Linked DNA regions of Mus musculus: region 2 is linked to region 1. Evidence: chromatin loops called from intact Hi-C (ENCODE). Cell type or tissue: heart. All regions are shown on one strand. Each heading gives the region's core, and the rest is flanking DNA. Links, peaks and the distances in the headings are about the cores only.

The links. A loop is a pair of places that touch in the nucleus more often than their neighbours do. Peaks named below come from ENCODE experiments on the same cell type or tissue, not always from the same donor. Only the 100,000 strongest peaks of a DNase experiment are listed, where the experiment ranks them.
Region 2: it touches region 1 in a loop (2.1-fold over the local background); 4 of 42 quality-filtered maps call a loop at or near these places.

Annotation. Positions count from the first base shown.
Region 1 is chr9:15,680,322-15,688,980 of GRCm38, reverse strand. It overlaps the pseudogene Gm5119. Among named protein-coding and RNA genes, the nearest start is that of Gm35225, 13 kb to the right of the region's middle. In heart, for the core only: CTCF peaks have their summits at 3,589 (motif pointing left) and 6,939 (motif pointing right); a DNase peak (open chromatin) is centred at 6,940.
Region 2 is chr9:15,533,927-15,542,585 of GRCm38, reverse strand. All of the region lies in intron 2 of Smco4 (single-pass membrane protein with coiled-coil domains 4), which reads right to left. Gm51703 (a long non-coding RNA gene) reads left to right here and starts at 4,157. Exons shown (of 3, transcript XR_003948288.1): 1 at 4,157-4,227. Gm46152 (a long non-coding RNA gene) reads right to left here. Exons shown (of 2, transcript XR_001779361.2): 1 at 3,710-8,659; 2 at 1-3,535. In heart, for the core only: a CTCF peak has its summit at 4,954 (motif pointing left); a DNase peak (open chromatin) is centred at 6,865; H3K27ac peaks cover 1,011 bases.

The DNA.
Region 1 (8,659 bases), core at 236-8,235:
AGTTCCCTGGTGTCCTCCTGGTCCAGCTCACATTTGGGAAGTCATTTTGGAGAGACTTTATGGCTGTAGCTTCTGATGTTACCAGGAGACACATTTTAAACACTCCAGAGTCCCCAGTCTGGGGACTAGCCCTTCCCAGAGCTGAGAAGGATCTTCCCACAGCATCCCTCATCACAAACCTTGGTCCCTTCCCTGTAGGTGTACTCACAGTGACACTGGAAAAAAACCTGTCTTTCTACACTGCTCCCTTGGGCTCAAGAACAAATACAGTTTCTAAAATGTCTTTCTCCATCATTTGTACTAGGGACATCAATTAACTTTCAAAGATACAGTAATGGAGAACAGTAGCCATGACTGCTGACCATGTGACACAGTCAGAGCTGCGCATTTCATAGATGGGCTCAAAATGCTGTCAGCTTTCCAGCTACGCCTCTGAGTCCTGTGCTAACAGCCTTGGTGCAAATCTTTAACCTCTTCTGCCCCAGCAGTGCAGTCACCCAAGGATCCAGGTTTAGGTCTGGCCCTGAGCCACAGGCCCTTCTCAGCCATGGATGTCCCCACTCATGGCAGCAGAGTGCACAATGACCCAGTTGACTCCAAACCAGAGAGCCGGTGTCCCTTACCTTTCACAACCATAACTTCTGTGGAGGTTGGGCATTTCACTCTTGTGGGTGGTAGGAGCCCCAGATCTGTTACTAAATTGTACTAAGCACTCAGTTTCCCTTTTCCATGTCCTTCTTTTTCAGGATAGCCAGTGTCTTAGCACCCTGATGCACCCAAGAAGTAAATCTGTTAAAGTTATCTCGGTACTGTTTTTCACAATTTGGAAAAAAAATAAAAAAGTCTTTAAAATGATCAAACTCCCTCCAAATCTGGTCACTGTCATTAAGATGACAGTGGCAAGTATCTGTCTGAGTGCCCCCGGAATGATCCTTGAATGTTCTTGTCATGTGGAGCAGCCTGCCTGGCCCGATGGAAGAAGTCAAGCACCCCCACTCTCTAGCTGCCCACTTGCCGTGCTCTGCCGAGGACCTCCCCAGCTTTAACTCTGAAAGTTCCTCATCCATGAAAACCCCCAGTCCTGGGAAAACTGAGACCACTTCTAAAGAATTTAAGATTTCTCAAGCTATGGGCGAGGCTCCAGGGAGTCTACGAGGGTGCCTCTAGCTGAGGCTTCTAGTGGAGGGAGATAGAGAGCCTGAAGAGCCTACCTCCTGTAGACAAGCAAGACACCAAGACGAGGGATAAGAACACTAATCCACTCACGAAACTTTCAACCCAAACTGTGTCCTGCCTATAAAAAGTTCAGGGATAAAGGTATTGTAGAGACCGAGGGAATGGCCAACCAATAACTGGCCCAATTTCAGATCCACTTCATGTGCAAGAACCAATCCCTGACACTGTTAGTGATACTCTGTTACGCTTGTAGACAGGAGTCCAGCATGGCTGCCCTGAGAGGCTCCACCTAGTAGCTGACTGAAACAGACGCAGAGACCCATAGCCAAACATTAGACAGAGCTCAGAAGTCTTGAGAAAGAGTTGGGAGGAAGGATTGAGGGACCCAAAGAGGACAGGGACTCCACAAGAAGACCAGCAGAGTCAACTAACCTGGACTCCTGGGGGTTCTGAACAACCAAGGGACTGAACAACCAACCAAAGAACATACAAGGGCTGGACTCAGCCCCACCTCCCAACACATATGAAACAGATGTGCAACTTGGTTGTCATGTGGGTCTCCCAACAACTAGAGCAGGGGCTTACCCTGACTCTGTTGCCTGCCTGTGGACCCTGTTCCCCAAACTGGACTACTTTGTCTGACCTCAGCACCAGAAAGGGAACATGATAGAATGATGATCTCGTGCAATACTCTCTCTCTCTCTCTCTCTCTCTCTCTCTCTCTCTCTCTCTCACACACACACACACACACACACACACACACACAAGCATTTACACACTAAGTGCAGGAAGAAAATATCCTAGAACTTTAGGCTTTGTTGTAGTTTAGAAATACCTTGTCTCCAATCGATTTCTGTACTTGAAGCTTTATCTCCGATGTGGTGAGATTAATATGGCAGAGCATCTAAAAGGTGTCTTGTATAATCCCAGCAGGAGACGCTGAGAACAGAGAGTCCAAGGTCAATCTACACAGCAAGGGTCTAGGGCTACCAAACAAAATGTTTTTCTTTAAAAAATGAAGAAAGAAGGGAAGGAAAGAGGGAGAGAGAAGAGGTGAGAAGGGATGGAGGGAAGAAGTGGAAGAAAAGAAGAAAGGGAGGGGTGGAGGCAGGGAGGAAAAGAGGGGTGGAGGCAGGGAGGAAAAGAGGGATGGAGGCAGGGAGGAAGGGAGGGGTGGAGGCAGGGAGGAAGGGAGGGGTGGAGGCAGGGAGGAAGGGAGGGGTAGAGGCAGGGAGAAAAGCAAGGGTGGAGGAAGGGAGGGGTGGAGGCAGGGAGGAAGGGAGGGGTGGAGGCAGGGAGGAAGGGAGGGGTGGAAGCAGGGAGGAAGGGAGGGGTGGAGGCAGGGAGGAAGGGAGGGGTGGAGGAAGGGAGGGGTGGAGGCAGGGAGGAAGGGGATGTTGAGCTTAACCAAATGTCATCAGTCATGGGCAGCGAGAACCCTTGAGTGGATGGCTTCATGCTGCCTCTCAGGTCTTTGGGGACAAGGTCTATTGTCTTGAGTGGCTTATTGCCCCTACACACTTGCCTCTGGTTCTTCACATCTGCTTAGGACCTTTTCAGTGTCCTTGTTGCAATGAATTTATTTACCCAGGAAGCCCTTGTTACCAAAATTGTTAACCAAATAAACTTTTTTCTTAAGTGTTATCCAGAAACACTCCAGGATCCTACCCAAGCATCAAATAGACTAAGACAGACCCTAAGATATTCAAAAATTTTAAATCAATATTGGAAATGCGTTGACATAACTTTGAGTTATCATGAGTAATCATGATCTTTTGTTTACCAAAATGAATTCAAGCATCTTTTGACAAGAACCAACCGACAGGCCAGCCCTGGCTTCTCATGTGCTTAAGGGAATAACATTGTGAACGCGAAGATACAGGTCCTGAAAAATACCAATTATCCCTGAAAACCACCCCTAAAATTCTTGAAGAGGACTCTGGACTTAGCTGCTATATCATGCTCAAGCAAACCCTACTCTCCGCCGAAGCAGGATTAGAAGGCTGCAATGCATGGGTCAGGTACTCCATTTTGGTTCAGGAGGGATCAGGAGCAGGCTTCGCTCTTCATTCATGGAGGGCTTGAGTCCTAGAGATTCTCAAAGATGTAGTGGCAGGAGCCTTGCACGGTCCTGACAAATAGCAAACGCTTTGTGAATACTAATTCCCCACTATTTCTTTAATGGATACAGGTGTTTCTATAAGTTCTAGTGACAGAGTATAAAACATTAAGATCTACTTTTTAAATCTAGAGTTAGTTGTCTCGGGATAGTAGTTACAGCACCTCATGGCATATATCACAGTCTCAATATGCTATACCCTTCAGGGTGTCAGGCCCCACCACCCTCAGAAGTCTCTCTCCAGCCCAGGCCGGAGAGTGATGGTTAACAATGCTGTGGGCTTTGCTGCCCCCTTGTGGGAAGTTGAATTATTACTAACTGAGCTAAGAACAATTGCAGACGTCTGCTGATAGCAGAGGTCTGTGTGAGGTTGAATACAAAATGCAGCAAGTTCCCTGCGAGCTGCCCAGTTACAAACCCACAGATGTAGAGAACATTCCTTAGTAACCTGGTCACTGAAACAAGTCTGAGGCACTGAGCCTTTGACTGGTAACTTTTAGACAGATGCTTGCTACTGTAATTCCTGACAGGAAGGAACAGTGCCTACTCAAAAAAATAAAAATAAAAATAAATCACCCTAGCCAGTTAATCACATTTGCCATGTTTTCAATCATAATTTCTTACCTTATTTTTGGAAGGACTTATGCAGTGGCGTACATTTTAAAGTGGCGTACATTGTTCTTCTCATGAAGAACAATGCATCTTGGAGCTGGAGGGGTTAGGGACACTCCACCTCCTGAGTTCTTAGCCTGGTCCCTTGGATGCTGTGGTGGGATCATCAGGAAAGACCTTAGAATAGACAGTATATCTGTTGCCTTTCCTATTACTGTGTTAAAATACCCTGAAAAAAGCAAGGAGACAGGTATTTGTCTCACAGTTCAAAGGTATACAGTCATCACTGAGGGGACCTTGCAGTTATATTGCTTCCATAGTTAGATGATGAATGTTTCCAATCAGCTCATTTTGTCCTTCTTATTCAGCCTGTCCTGTGGAGCAGAGCTGCTTACAGCAGCCCAGTCACCCACCTCAAACTAATCATGACAACCCACCAACGACCTGCTCAGAGTTAGCGTAATTCAGAGAATCCCTCACAGGTGTGACTCGAGACTTGACATTACAGGGATTCTGGATCCTGCCTGGTTGACAGTCGGTCAATATTAACCATCACTGAAGGTAACGGCTCTGCATGTTTAAAATGTCTGCTCGCCTAGATTGGAAAGTAGAGATGAAAATGAGGTTTCTGTAAAAGTCAGCTTGATGGCTGATGAGTTTCTTGAAGTTACTTACAGGTGCATGGGTAGCTCACAGGCAGCTCCACTGCCCAGAGGTCCCTGTCAGCTTACAGGCAGTCACATCACCAAACAGTCCCAGCCCGGTGCTTTACAGCCTCTGTGTCCTCTCTAAGGAAAGGGGACCGGGAAGGATGTCATTAATGCCCCTGAGCCCTGAGCCTCGTGAGCCTTCCACCTCCCTCCACAGGGAAACCTTACAGACCCAATCTCATGAGCATCTCCTCAGGTGGTCAGCGCTGCTCTGATTCAAGAGCAAGAAAAACACAGAACAAGCTCAGCAATATATGTATCTACTACTTTCAATTTCTTTGAAGTAATTATTTCAACCTGTCACTTGTCACTTTAGGCTACTGTTAAATGTTCTTCCCTTTTCATTTATGTATGTGTCCATTCATGTGCACCACATGTGTGATCCCCAGGAGCTAGAATTACGGGTGGTCATGAGCTGACATGAGTGTGCTGAGAGCCGGCCCTGGGTCCAAGTGTTCATATATATATATACATATATATATATATATATAATTTTATTACAAATTTTAAAAAATGCAGAATCCTAAAAAAATCTTTTTACTGGTAATACAGATTCTTATAAAGTTATTTTTGCTACCATAAGAAGTTAAACCATTAAATATTTAGAAACATTCAACATCAAAAGTTTTAAATCTAACTGTACGTTGTAGCCCCTGAAAAAGCTACAAACACGTTTTTAAAAGTATTTTCTCTACAAAGAATCTCATCAGCTACACAAAAATCTGTTCAGTTTTTATACTGAAGCTAATGTGCTTGAATTTCACATTCTTAGCAAAATAATTGCCTGAGCACAGATACTCCACACTTCATGACAGCCACTTATTCTTCCTCTTCCTCTTCCTCTTCCTCTTCTCCCTCTTCATCATCTTCCTCCTCCTCCTTCTCTTCCTCCTCCTCCTCTTCCTCCAGTCTTCTTCTTTGAGCCCACTGGCCTACCAGAACCCTTCTTTCCTGTTTCACTTTTGCCCTCGCCATGGTATGCAGCAATATCCTTTTCACATGTCTCCTTTAGTTTAGCTACTTTCTGCTCATTCAGTTGTTTATCTTTGGCAAATTGTTCAGACCACATCATACCCAGTTTCTTTGCAGTATCTCCAATAGACAGGCAAGGGTGTTCACTTTTGATTTTTGGGCAATGTTCAGAGCAAAACATAAAGAAGGCAGATGGCAGTCTCTTCAAAACATTTGGATCTTTTTTCTTTCCTGTCTTATCACCTTTGGGAGGAACATTGTTCTTCATCTCCCTGTCATAACCAGCTTTGTCGCTCTTGGCCAAATCTTCAAACTTCGACTTTTCGTTTGCAGACATGGTCTTCCATCTCTCGAAGCATTTCTTGGAGAACTCAGCGAAGTTAACCGACGAATCGGGATGCTTCTTCTTGTGCTCCTCCCAGCAGGTCTGCACGAAGAAGGCATACGAGGACATTTTGCCCCGTGGCTTGTTGGGGTCACCCTTGTCCATGGTGATGGCATGGCGTCTACCAAAAATTCTGCCCACCCTCTAAGGCCTCCTAAGTGGCCATGCAGAAGCTCTACAGACACACACACACACACACACACACACACACACACACACACACACACAGAGAGAGAGAGAGAGAGAGAGAGAGAGACTTGGGCCGCCAAGCCTGGGGACTCAGCTGATTCAAGAGCAAGTGTTTTTTTTTGTTTTGTTTTGTTTTGTTTTGTTTTGGTGCTCCAGTCCATAAAAAGTCCTTTCTTAATCCCACATTCTATAAACCTCTTTAATTTTCCCAACAGGAAACTCCATTTCTGGAAGACTCTACACTTGCTTGGCTGATCCTAAAATCCACAAAACATAGTTTGCAAGTTGCTGCACACACCCTTACTCCCAACACTGAATGTGTATGCTTCCGTTTGCTTTTACACTGGGAAAATGCCTCTTTCCAGACATAAGATTTAGGGATAGTGTGTTTCGAGTATACAGCAGAGCTTTGAAGTCTGCCAATTCATCACATGGCATTCTTTGATTTCAACAGTGTGTCAAAGTCAGCTATGCAAGCCTGCGGTGGGAGGTGGGAGGGGTGGGCCAGCAGGAGTCCAAGAGAAGACAGCCTTGCAGTGCAGAGAGAGGGAATGTGCCTTCTTCTGCCTGACTCCCTGGTCTGTACTGTACATGCACACTTACAAAAAGACCCTCTGCCCTTGCCTGGATGAGGCTGGGACAGCCAGAGGGAGGGGCCCCTGGAGTAGGTAAGCCTTTCCCTTCTACACAGTCACTACTCTCTCCAGCAGGAAGCTGGGCTTCCAAGCAGGCTTGGGTCTCAAGGATCCTAATCCTGACAGACACTAGGCAGACTGTCCTCATGGTGGCAGTGTGGCCTTAATTAGCAGCTGCTGGTACCTGCAGGACTGCAAAGATGCTCAACATGGCCTGCTGATGCTGGGCCTGCTGTGAGTGAATGCTGGTGTTTCTGAAGGACTCTGTTCCCAGTTCTTCAGACTAGTGTGTGTGTGTGTGTCACTTTATAACCTACTATACATAAAAGCTCAGGTACAGGGGGATACAAGATTTATCTTTGGTTTTAATAATTTATATTCTGCCCCAGGACCTGGGGTTTAAATGCCCAGTCAAAGAGAGGTGACTTGTTACTGCAGTCAGCACTGAGTGCTGCAGTGGTGGAAATGGAGGGTCACATAAAGCAAGACAAAGTCTTCAAATCTCATCTTAAACGTGGCTTCCATCCTAATTGCTGGCTCTGGCCCTTCAGTCGGGTTGTATGACCCTGTTCTGTGGCACCTCAGTTCCCTGTGTGTCTCTCTTTTTTTTTTTTTCCTGTGTGTCTCTCTTATGTTATTGTTCCTTGATTCGCTTTTTCATTTCCTTCCAGATGGAACAAGATGCTCTGACAGGAGGGGCTTCTGTCCAGTCCCGAATCACATCCCCAGCATCCATCATTAAAGTTGTGCTTATGGTAGGAAGCTCATAAACGCTACTGAATGAAGGGGAATGAGGGTTCCATAGTGCCTGCAGCACACACACACGCACACACACACACACACACACACACACTGTCTGTATTTTTCTAAACCAAAGAAAAATATCAGTTTACCAAGCTTTTGGCTCCTAAAGGCCATACCAAAGTTCTATGGCAAGTACCCCTGGGGAAGTGAGAAGGAAAGGCCTGCAGCCCTCCCACTGTCTCCTTTACAGGGGAGCTGCGAGCTGTCCTTGCCAGTTGGGCCATTGTGCTGCCCAGATTATACCAGCACCTGTCTCCAGTATTGCTCTGCCCTGCCTGCTGCACCTCTCATCTCAAAACTGCCCACCAGGAGTGTCTCACTGCTAAGTGAGGCCCAGAGTACACAGGTGCCCTGCCCTCCCCTGTCCCTGGAAAGACACCTCCAGGTCAGGCCACTCCAAGGTTAGCCCCTCTGCTCAATCTCTCCACCCGAGCACCTCTGTGATTCTTCTTGTATGGGAAGAGAGGGGAAAAGATTTCCAAAAGAACACTGGCTGATTGGCAGCTTCAAAAAAGCAAGCACCAGCTGGCCCTGCAAACCCTTCCTATAATAAACAGATGTGTGTCTTTGAGAGGACGCTTTCCAAGATACTTCTGTGTTTCTGTCTTCAAGTAACCAAGCTGCAAGGTGATAAGAATTTAGAAATTCAGAACTTACTTTGAGTCTCAGAAAATGGTCATGCACCACATAATGACATTTTAATCAACAACAACCAATAGGTTGTGCTCCATTACCATCATAATGGAGCTAAAAAATAGCTACCCTTGTGACTTTCATTTCTATGTTTAATATGTTTAGATACACAAATACTTGACATGGCTTATAGTCTACACAATAGCATACAAACCAGGTTTGTAGCCTGGAAGTAATGGTCTGCACTACACAGATCAAGAGTGTAGCGAACTTTACTTCAAAGACCAGTGCAGTGAGCAACACCTCTGAGACGAGGAATACAGCAGACTTTACCTCAGAGATCATAGGTGCAGTGGACTTTACCTCAGAGACAAGGGGTGACTTGACAGGAATACAGCAGACTTTACCTTAGAGACCATAGGTG
Region 2 (8,659 bases), core at 389-8,388, 150 kb after region 1:
GAGGTGCTGGAACCTTTAAGAGGCAGAGCTTAGGTCACTGACATGCATTCCCCTCCCCCTCCCTCTCTTGTTTTGGTGTCCATCAAGAGGACTAACAAACTTTTAAACCGTGCGTCCAAGTAAGCCCCTTCTCTTGTAGATAACTAAGGAGGACATCTGCTATTGGAGTTCTGTAGCAGAACTGCTCATCACTGCTCCTTGGAAGGAAGGCATGAAGCTCAGGAAGCCTAGACATGACTGACTTGACTTCTGCTAGCGTGTTCACAGCTCAGAAGTGCAGCTCACAGGCTACTTCCCCAGGCCCTGACATCATCTAAACAATGAAAACCACAGGGATCTAAAGGGGGAACGTGCAAGGTCCAGGAAGGCTCTAGGCCTGCCCACTGGGTCAGGGGAGGCACCGGCTGGCTGAGACACCTCTAACACACATCTGCTCCCGGCTCAGGCAGAGCAGGTTGAACTTTCCTGAGCCTTATCTACTATCTGGGGATTCTCAGTGGCTGTGCTTGAGGGCAAACAAGGCTGGGTGAAACCCAGACTGGAGTAATTGAATCTGAACTGTAGTGTTGTGCAACAGGCTTTAGTTTCTCTACTGTTCAGAGAACACCATGGGCTAAAGAGGAAAAATATCCTCCAGCAGTTACCCAGTCTGTAGACAGTACCCAGTGACCTGTGACTACGTGAGGGGCAGCACACAGGGTCCTTCCTCTTCCTGAACAAGCAACCAATATTAGTGCCTGACTGTGGCCACTTCACTGTGAAGCTGTCTAGGCCAGCCCCACAGCTGTTCCCTCCCTCAGAGTTCCCTCAGGCTGGCCAACAGCACCTTGAGTCACTGCATTAAGTAGCCACTCTAGCTAACAGTACAGTGTCTGACTTCCCATCCTGATCCTTCAACTGCTGCTGGTACCTCCCAAGTATGTGCAGCTAATAATCAAAGACCCCAGCCTCCATGACCAGCTCTCTACATACTGAGAAGCCCCAGGGATGGCACCACCTTAGTCTACATTCACAGGACATACAGTCCAAATTCTAGGCGCCTTAGCAGGTTATGGATGGCTCTGGTGCACCTGTAGTGTGGGCAGATGGAGAGAGCAACTCTGAAGTCATAACTGAAAGGGAAACCCTGAGTGTAAAGGAACTAGCCAAGACAACAGCTGGGAAGAGCACAGGGAAGGGGCAAAGAGGAGCCTGAACCAGGAGGGGCCAAGCAACTACTGGGAGCTTGAAGTAAGGAGTGGGTGGAGCACGGGGGCTACAGAGTCAGCTCTTCCCAGGATCTTAGTGAGGCGGGGGCTTCATTCCAAGGGCAGCAAAAGGCCCTTGATGGCTTGAGATAGTGTTCTAGTTTGCTGCCTGCTACTGTGATGAACACCATGATCAGAAGCAACTTGGAGAAGATGGGGCTTATGACTTACATGTCCTGACCATTATCCATCACTGTGGAAGTCAGGGCAGGGGCAGAAACAGAAACTGAAGCACATAGACTGTACAGGAGCACTGCTTACTGGATTGCTCTTACAGCTTGCTCAGCTTGCTTTTTTAATGTAATTCAGGAACCACATGCACAGGGGTACCATCATCCACAATGAGATGGGCCCTTCCACAACAATCATGGGCCAATCTGATGGAGACATTTTCTCAGGCGAGGTTTTCTCTTCCCAGACTGACCCTAGTTGTGCCAAGTTGGCAAAATAAAATAAAATAACCTGGCATACACAGGGAGGCACAGTGAGCAGGGTGTCCTGGGAGAAGCAAAAGTGGAATGGTCTACTGGGTGTTGGAGTCTTAGACACCAAGCACTCAACATGATGAAGCAGTTGGAGCTGCTTGCCAGAAGTCCAATGGGTAGGCCTTACTGGCATCACACTTGGCCAGTGAGGACTTGGCAGTGACAATCAAGAGGAATCCAAGTTCTGGAGACACTGGGTCAGCCACCAGCTGTCTAGTGACACCATCATGAGAAACACCATGAGGACAAGAGGAAGGCCTGGTACTGGGGAGACAAGACCCCAGGAAGACGTTAACTTTCTTCATACCTGCCCACGTGTAAGGATGCCGAACGGGTGCTGCCATGGAAATACCCAAGAGATAACTGAGAGTCTGGAGCTGAGTCTGCCTGGGACTTCAGTAGGACTAGGGAGGTCACCACAGCAAGGAAGACAGATAAAGTGAACCTGCTTGACCAACAAATGCATGCAGCTGCCAGTGTCCCAAACGATTTCTTATTCGTCTTTTAAGAGCCTGCTTCAGAATGTAATTGATCATGCTGCTTCCTTCTTTGAGAGAATTTTGCCATGAAAAAAAAAATTGGCTAAACACACTCAAGGCACAGCTGATTTCCATGTTGGCACGAGCACCTTCATAGTCTCCCAAACTGTAAAGAAAGATAGCACACATTTTGAAAAGCAAAGTGCAGAGAGCTGACTTGAATTTCTGCTGGAAGATTGTATGGCCAGAAAGGGTTTTCCGATTGTATTTTAAGGATGAGGGTAAGCAGAAAGTGTCAGAGACTGTTTGAGGGTCTAGCAGAGTATGAGAAGGAGCAGAACTGAAAACGTACCTGCAACGGAAAGAGCACAGGGAAGAAACTGAAGAAGGGGAAGAGGAGCCTGGGGCCACCCTGGGAACACAGGAGCAGACACAGGAAGAGCATGCTTGAAGGAGACACAGGAAGTGTGATTCTGCCAGGAAGCGGCATGGAGGTGTGAGGTCCGAACTGAAGAAGACAGAGGAGGGATGGTTCTGCCCATCTGGGTGGGATAGACGAGGGGAAAGATTGAACTGGAAACAAACAGAAGTTCTAGGGGTTTTGCTTGATTGTTAGTTTTGGGAGTAAACTAGAAAGTTAGCTGATTAGGAAGCTGGTGAAAGGCAAGCAAGGCTTGAAATAATTGTAGTAAAGGAAAAAGACCCAACAGGGAGAGGGGTCCATATGGTGGGCACTGCTCTGTGAGCACGACTGACTCAGGGGTTCTTCTGGGCCAAAGCTGTACCTTGTAGACATCGCAAGGACTTTGGAAACAGGTAGCTTTCTTCAAAACGAAGCTGAGCCAACTGGCCTGCAATTCTAGACTCTGAGAAGCGTGAGAAGCCTCTGTGGTTGGACAAGCTTCCGCGCAGAAATGAGTAGCTCTTCTCTTGAGGCACACAGAAGATGGAACTAGAGAAGCTACTCAGTGTCCTGGCTGACAACAGCAGGGACCAGGATGTGGTGGCATCGGGAACAGAGAGGCAGCCTTCAACCCTGGGAGGACCTTCTCTACCAAGGCTTGTGTTCTTAGGTTACTGATAGCTGTTTCCATGGTGATAAATGCCTCTTTTACCACAAGCTGATGTTCTCTGCACTGAACATGGAATAGAGCCAGAATTTAAGTATCCCTTCAGAACCCCAGCATACTCCAGGACGGAGTAGCACAATCCACTGCCAACCCACAAGATCTGACTATAGAACGCCACCACCCTCTGGGCACACCACACACACCTTCCTGCCCTCAGCCGTCTCTGGGGCCACATCTGATGGGTTCACCAGTCCCTTGTAAAGAGGAAAAAAGAGGCGAAGCTGGCCATCTCATCAGGCTTTCCCCAGCAGCTATGCCCAACCCATGTTCTTACTGTAACTGCTCCCCCAATAGGATTCCCTACACATATGCACTGTCACATTCTTTGATGGACCTTTTTTCCAGTTTGGAGGTCACCATGCACATACCTAATATACCCCAGTAAGATGGAAGGAAGCTGGTGCCACCAGCTGGTCACCAACAGCCTCTAGCTTCCCAAACCAAAGAACCAGAAACATCATAAACATTGAGTTCTTCCTGATTCTAAAGTGACTTCACAGGCTATGTCCCACCCCCACCAATGGAAGCCTATGACAATTGGCCAACTCTGGAACCTTCTAAGTGGCCAGTGGGAGGTGACTAGAAGTAGGGGTGGGTGTATGGGGGAGATGAGGAACTGTTATGGTTATGATTATAATGTTATTCTCCCACACATGTGCATACCGAATGACACACACACACACACACACACACACACACACATATATATACACATATATAGATATTGTGTATGTATGGAATGTTCTAAAATGAGCTCCTTTCCCCCCACTTTAGAGATCATAATGTATATGGCACTGAATTCTAGTAGGGAAACAGCGGGGAATGAGAGCCTGGCTGTAAGCAGGGCTGAGCCTCAGCTCTGCCACATGTAGTTACAAGACCCCAGGTGAGGCACTAAATGTTTCATGATCTGACTTTCCTCTGTAGATTGGGTAGGAAGGCTGCTTTGTTGAGTTACTGAAACACCAAAACCAACCTACTACCTGTAGTACCCAGTGTACTCAATGGGCCAAAGCAGAATCCAGTGGGGAGCACACAGAAGCCTACTGCCCAGTGGGGAGCACACAGAAGCCTACTGCCCAGTGGGGAGCACACAGACACTTACTGCCCAGTGGGGAGCACACAGACACATACTGTCCAGTGGGAAGCACACAGAAGCCTACTGCCCAGTGGGGAGCACACAGAAGCCTACTGCCCAGAGAGGGCTGGCTGTCTTTGTATAAGAGGCTGGAAATTCTGAACACATCTGCAGCTTTGTTTTGTTTTAAAATTTACTGCATAACTATGTGAGACAGAATCCTCCTGTTTCCCTTAGTTTTCCTTTCCCATATGCTAGGCAGATGTGTTCAAAGGTTGGTTCCTGCTATCAAGGGCAGGTGAGGAGAACAAAGGTTACTCTCAACTCCCTCCATCCCAGACCTGCTAAACTCAGGTCTGCCTAGTACTGAAGCCTGAGCATTTAAAATGCTGCGAAGGGACTGGAGGGTTAGCCGGATATAAGAGTGAGCAATGCTCTTGCAGAGACTGAGTTCCATTTACAGTACCTACATAGGGCAACTCTAGCTGCCGCCAATCCCCTCTCCAGGGAATGTGATGCCCTCTACTGGCCTCCAGATGACTGTACTCAACTGCACATACCCACACAGACATAACTTATAAAACCTTAAATGTGGCTAATCTCCAAAACAAGCTGTGTTTAATATAGATTACATTTTGAAAGATTAATACCAAAATTGAGGAGTGTAAAATACCTCACTAAAAAGTTTATATACAGGTTAGATGTTGAAATGGTAATATTTTGGATACTTGGGCTTAGATAAAGTTAACTTCACCTGTTTTCGGTCTTAATTTGTCTCCTAGAAACATTTTCATTTCCTCAGTAGTTTGAATAACACTCACCATAGATACTGCTCTACTTGAATGGCGCCATAAGGAGTCCCAAGCTCCACCCTCCTGGAAGTATCAGCAACACAGGCTCCACCCACAACAGTGAGGACTCCCCGGGCCTCTCACTGCCCAGTGCCATTGGCTCTCCCACACAGAGCAGCATTACCCCTGGCTGCTGACACACTGGACCACCTACACCCACAATGAATCCAGTATTCCCCTCTGAGCACCCTCTTCCAGATACTGCCAGCTGCTACTGCCCCTCCCACCCTTGGCCAACTCTTGCTCACCCCTGACCCTCACCCTTGACTTCTCAGGTATTGCAAATGTACCTTGGAGGTAACATGACCGCCCCCACCCTGCCACCTGAACTAGCAGGAAGCCTGTGTGTAACAGGCACTCAGCAGACATGCGCTGAATGGAGGGGCAAAGCCCAACTGAAGCAGTTCTTCAGCAAACACACACACACACATACACACACACACACACACACACACACAGAGAGAGAGAGAGAGAGAGAGAGAGAGAGAGAGAGAGAGAGAGAGAGCGAGCGCTGCAGGAATGAACTGTGCACCGCTTACAAGCACTTGTTTTATGTTTGCCACAGTCCTGCAGGATTGCCTTCTTTACTATTTAGATGATGAAAGACAGTCAGATTAAGTACAATGAGTTTTCCAAGTCAAAGACTGTAAGGAACAAGTACAAAGTCAACTCCAGTGGAAATCCACAATAAACATGGATGAAATAGTTAACGAGGAAATAACTGACTGAGGATCTGAACTCGGACCTGATTTATAGCAACCAGCCCGTCTGTTACTACAACTAAGAGCAGGAGCTACTGTTTCCCCGGCTCCCTTACCAGTGCTCTACCGCGCATGCAACTATGCCATGAAAGCAGACACTGAGGCCAGGAGCTGCAGGCCCCAGGCCCACAGTGAGAAGCAGAGCTGTGCTTCCAACCCAGCTCCCACGGCTCAGGTGCTGTTCCATACATCTGCTCCCAAGTGGCCAGAACCAACCATCATCTACATAACACTATAGACAGCATTTCCTGCTCCTCAGCTTTAGGATCTGAGGCTGCAGGAAGAGTGTGAGATCTTCAGGCTATCTTACTTGCTACTGACCAGAGTCCATCTCAACTCAGGCTTACCCTGATGTCTAAAATAATGTACTAGAAAGCTTTTTGCAAACTTTGGGTACTAAAGAAATGTTACTTAATTTAACCCTAGCTTTTTGTGTTGGTGCCTAGACTGCACAGTCGTGCGAGGCAATAAAAGATGGGCTGCATCCTGTCAGAATGAGTGTGAGGGCTAGGCAGCTTCGAAGAGCCTCTTGGTCAGTTCAGCTTTCTCTGCCCATCACTATACTTGCCCAGGACTAACAGCATGAAGGTGGCCAACAGGTGGAGATGTGCCTGGTTTAGGGTCCACATTAAGTTGCTGGGGACTGTGGCAATTATATATGACCACTCAACACATGGAGAGTCAGGAGCCAGGCAGAAAGCCTGCCAGTTCTCCGTGTAGACCTCACTTCTTGCAGCAGAGAAGACAGTCTCCGGAGCCTTTTGCTCCTACTGAGATCACTTTGCTCCACTCTGCCACAGAGTAGGGGACCGGGACAGGCAGGCTACTAGGGAGCCTGAGAAAGTCGGGGAACCTGACTCCCACTGAGCACTGCTGTTAACACAAGTGCTTTTCCGGGAACATACACAAGAACAAACAATGACAGCCATGCGGGTGCCAGCTCCTCTGTCCTCTGCCCTCTACTGATGACAGGTCAGAGGTCTGGCAAGCACAACCAGACTGAGGGGATCAGACTACAGACAGAAGCACACCTCACAATGAGGGCAGAAGAATCAAGAAAACACACAATTTGTCAAATCAGGATCTGTCATGTCTAAGAAGAAACTCAAGAACACAATAGAACTGGGTGCTGACAGGAAATTCCAGGATCCTCAATAAGTTAGGTGGGTAACATTTCTTAGTAACTGAAGTTTGCAAAGTACTTTCCTGTGCATTATTCATTTCTTCCTCACAGCTGCTCTGCATGGCGCCTGGCCTTACTTAACAAGAACAGACAGCACACACAGAGAAATTAAGGGCATGGCAGGGTCTCAGCCCTATCCCAGTAGTTCCAGGGACAGTGGCCCTGCAGACCATTGGCCTCTTAGACCTTCAATTATTCCATTGTAAACTAGGGATAAAAATACTCGGTAGGGCGCTGTCTTCACTCACAGGGAATGTGAGCTGGACACCAGCCTCCAGGAGGCTGCTAACTTTCTGGTGAATGGTGGAGAGGGCTTCAGGAGAAAGTGACCCTGAAGCAGAGTCTGGAAGAAGGTAAGGAATAGCCTGTTAAGATTTCTGGGATAACCTTCCAGGGGGAAAGCAGAGCAGAATCAGCCCCTGGTGGGCTCGTCTGGCATACCTTAGCGTGACCCAGAGACCAGTGAGGATGCAGAGGGTGGGAGAGTATTGTCAGGCTTCAAACCTGGGATGAGGTGCCTATTTAAATCAAAGTGGACTTGGCCACCTCTCCCTGCAATCCCTCAGTCCCTGGCTATTACTGGGCCCTCCTGGCTGGCATACCCCAGCCCTTACCCTAAACTTCTCCAGCCCAGAGGATAATATATAATCCCTATATAATCCAACCACTGTGGCTACTGGTTCTCTTTGTACCTTTGGGCCTCCTGGCCGCTGTGCCTCGTTTCTCTGCTCTCCCCTCCTCCATCCCCTTCCCCTCTCCTCACAGGGCTCTGGGCCATGTCCACTTCAGATTCTCCAGATGTCCTTGCCTCTGGCTGTACTCTCCCACAAATCTATAATAAATTTCCTTCTCCGCCACACTTAGAAACAGTCATGGTCCTTTCTTTTTTATTTTACTCAAGTATCATGCTGAAAGATCAGAAAGCTGGAACAGGCTAAGAGCAAGATGAAGACTCACAAGCCATCTGCAACATATTACAATAGCTCTGTGGGGAAATTCCCCAGGGGCAAAGACTGAAGCAAGGGCTCAGGGATGACTCTGATGAATCCTTCATGCATGGTGTGGTGACTTGGTGCAGGGGAGGGACACATGTGGTCACATGCTGGGTGCACCTAGAGAGACTGATAGATGGGGAACTTGGTAAGAAAGACAGAAACAAACTAAAGACTGTTGTGAGCAACAGACCTTGGTGGAGAAGACACTGGAGTGGGAACAGGGAAACAGATACTTGAACACGTGAGTCAACGCTGAGACCCCATTAGAGCACAGCAAGACCCTGAGCAGGTAGCTGAACAAGGCTCTGCCTTGTTCAAGGAGAAGCTGGTCTTGATTCAGGAGGTCTGAAAAAGCTGATGAGAACGCACAGGCCAAAACAGGATCCAAGAACCACGCTCTGCTGCCAGCCAATGTGTGGACCCTGGGGAGCTGAGAGGAACCAGCAAGAG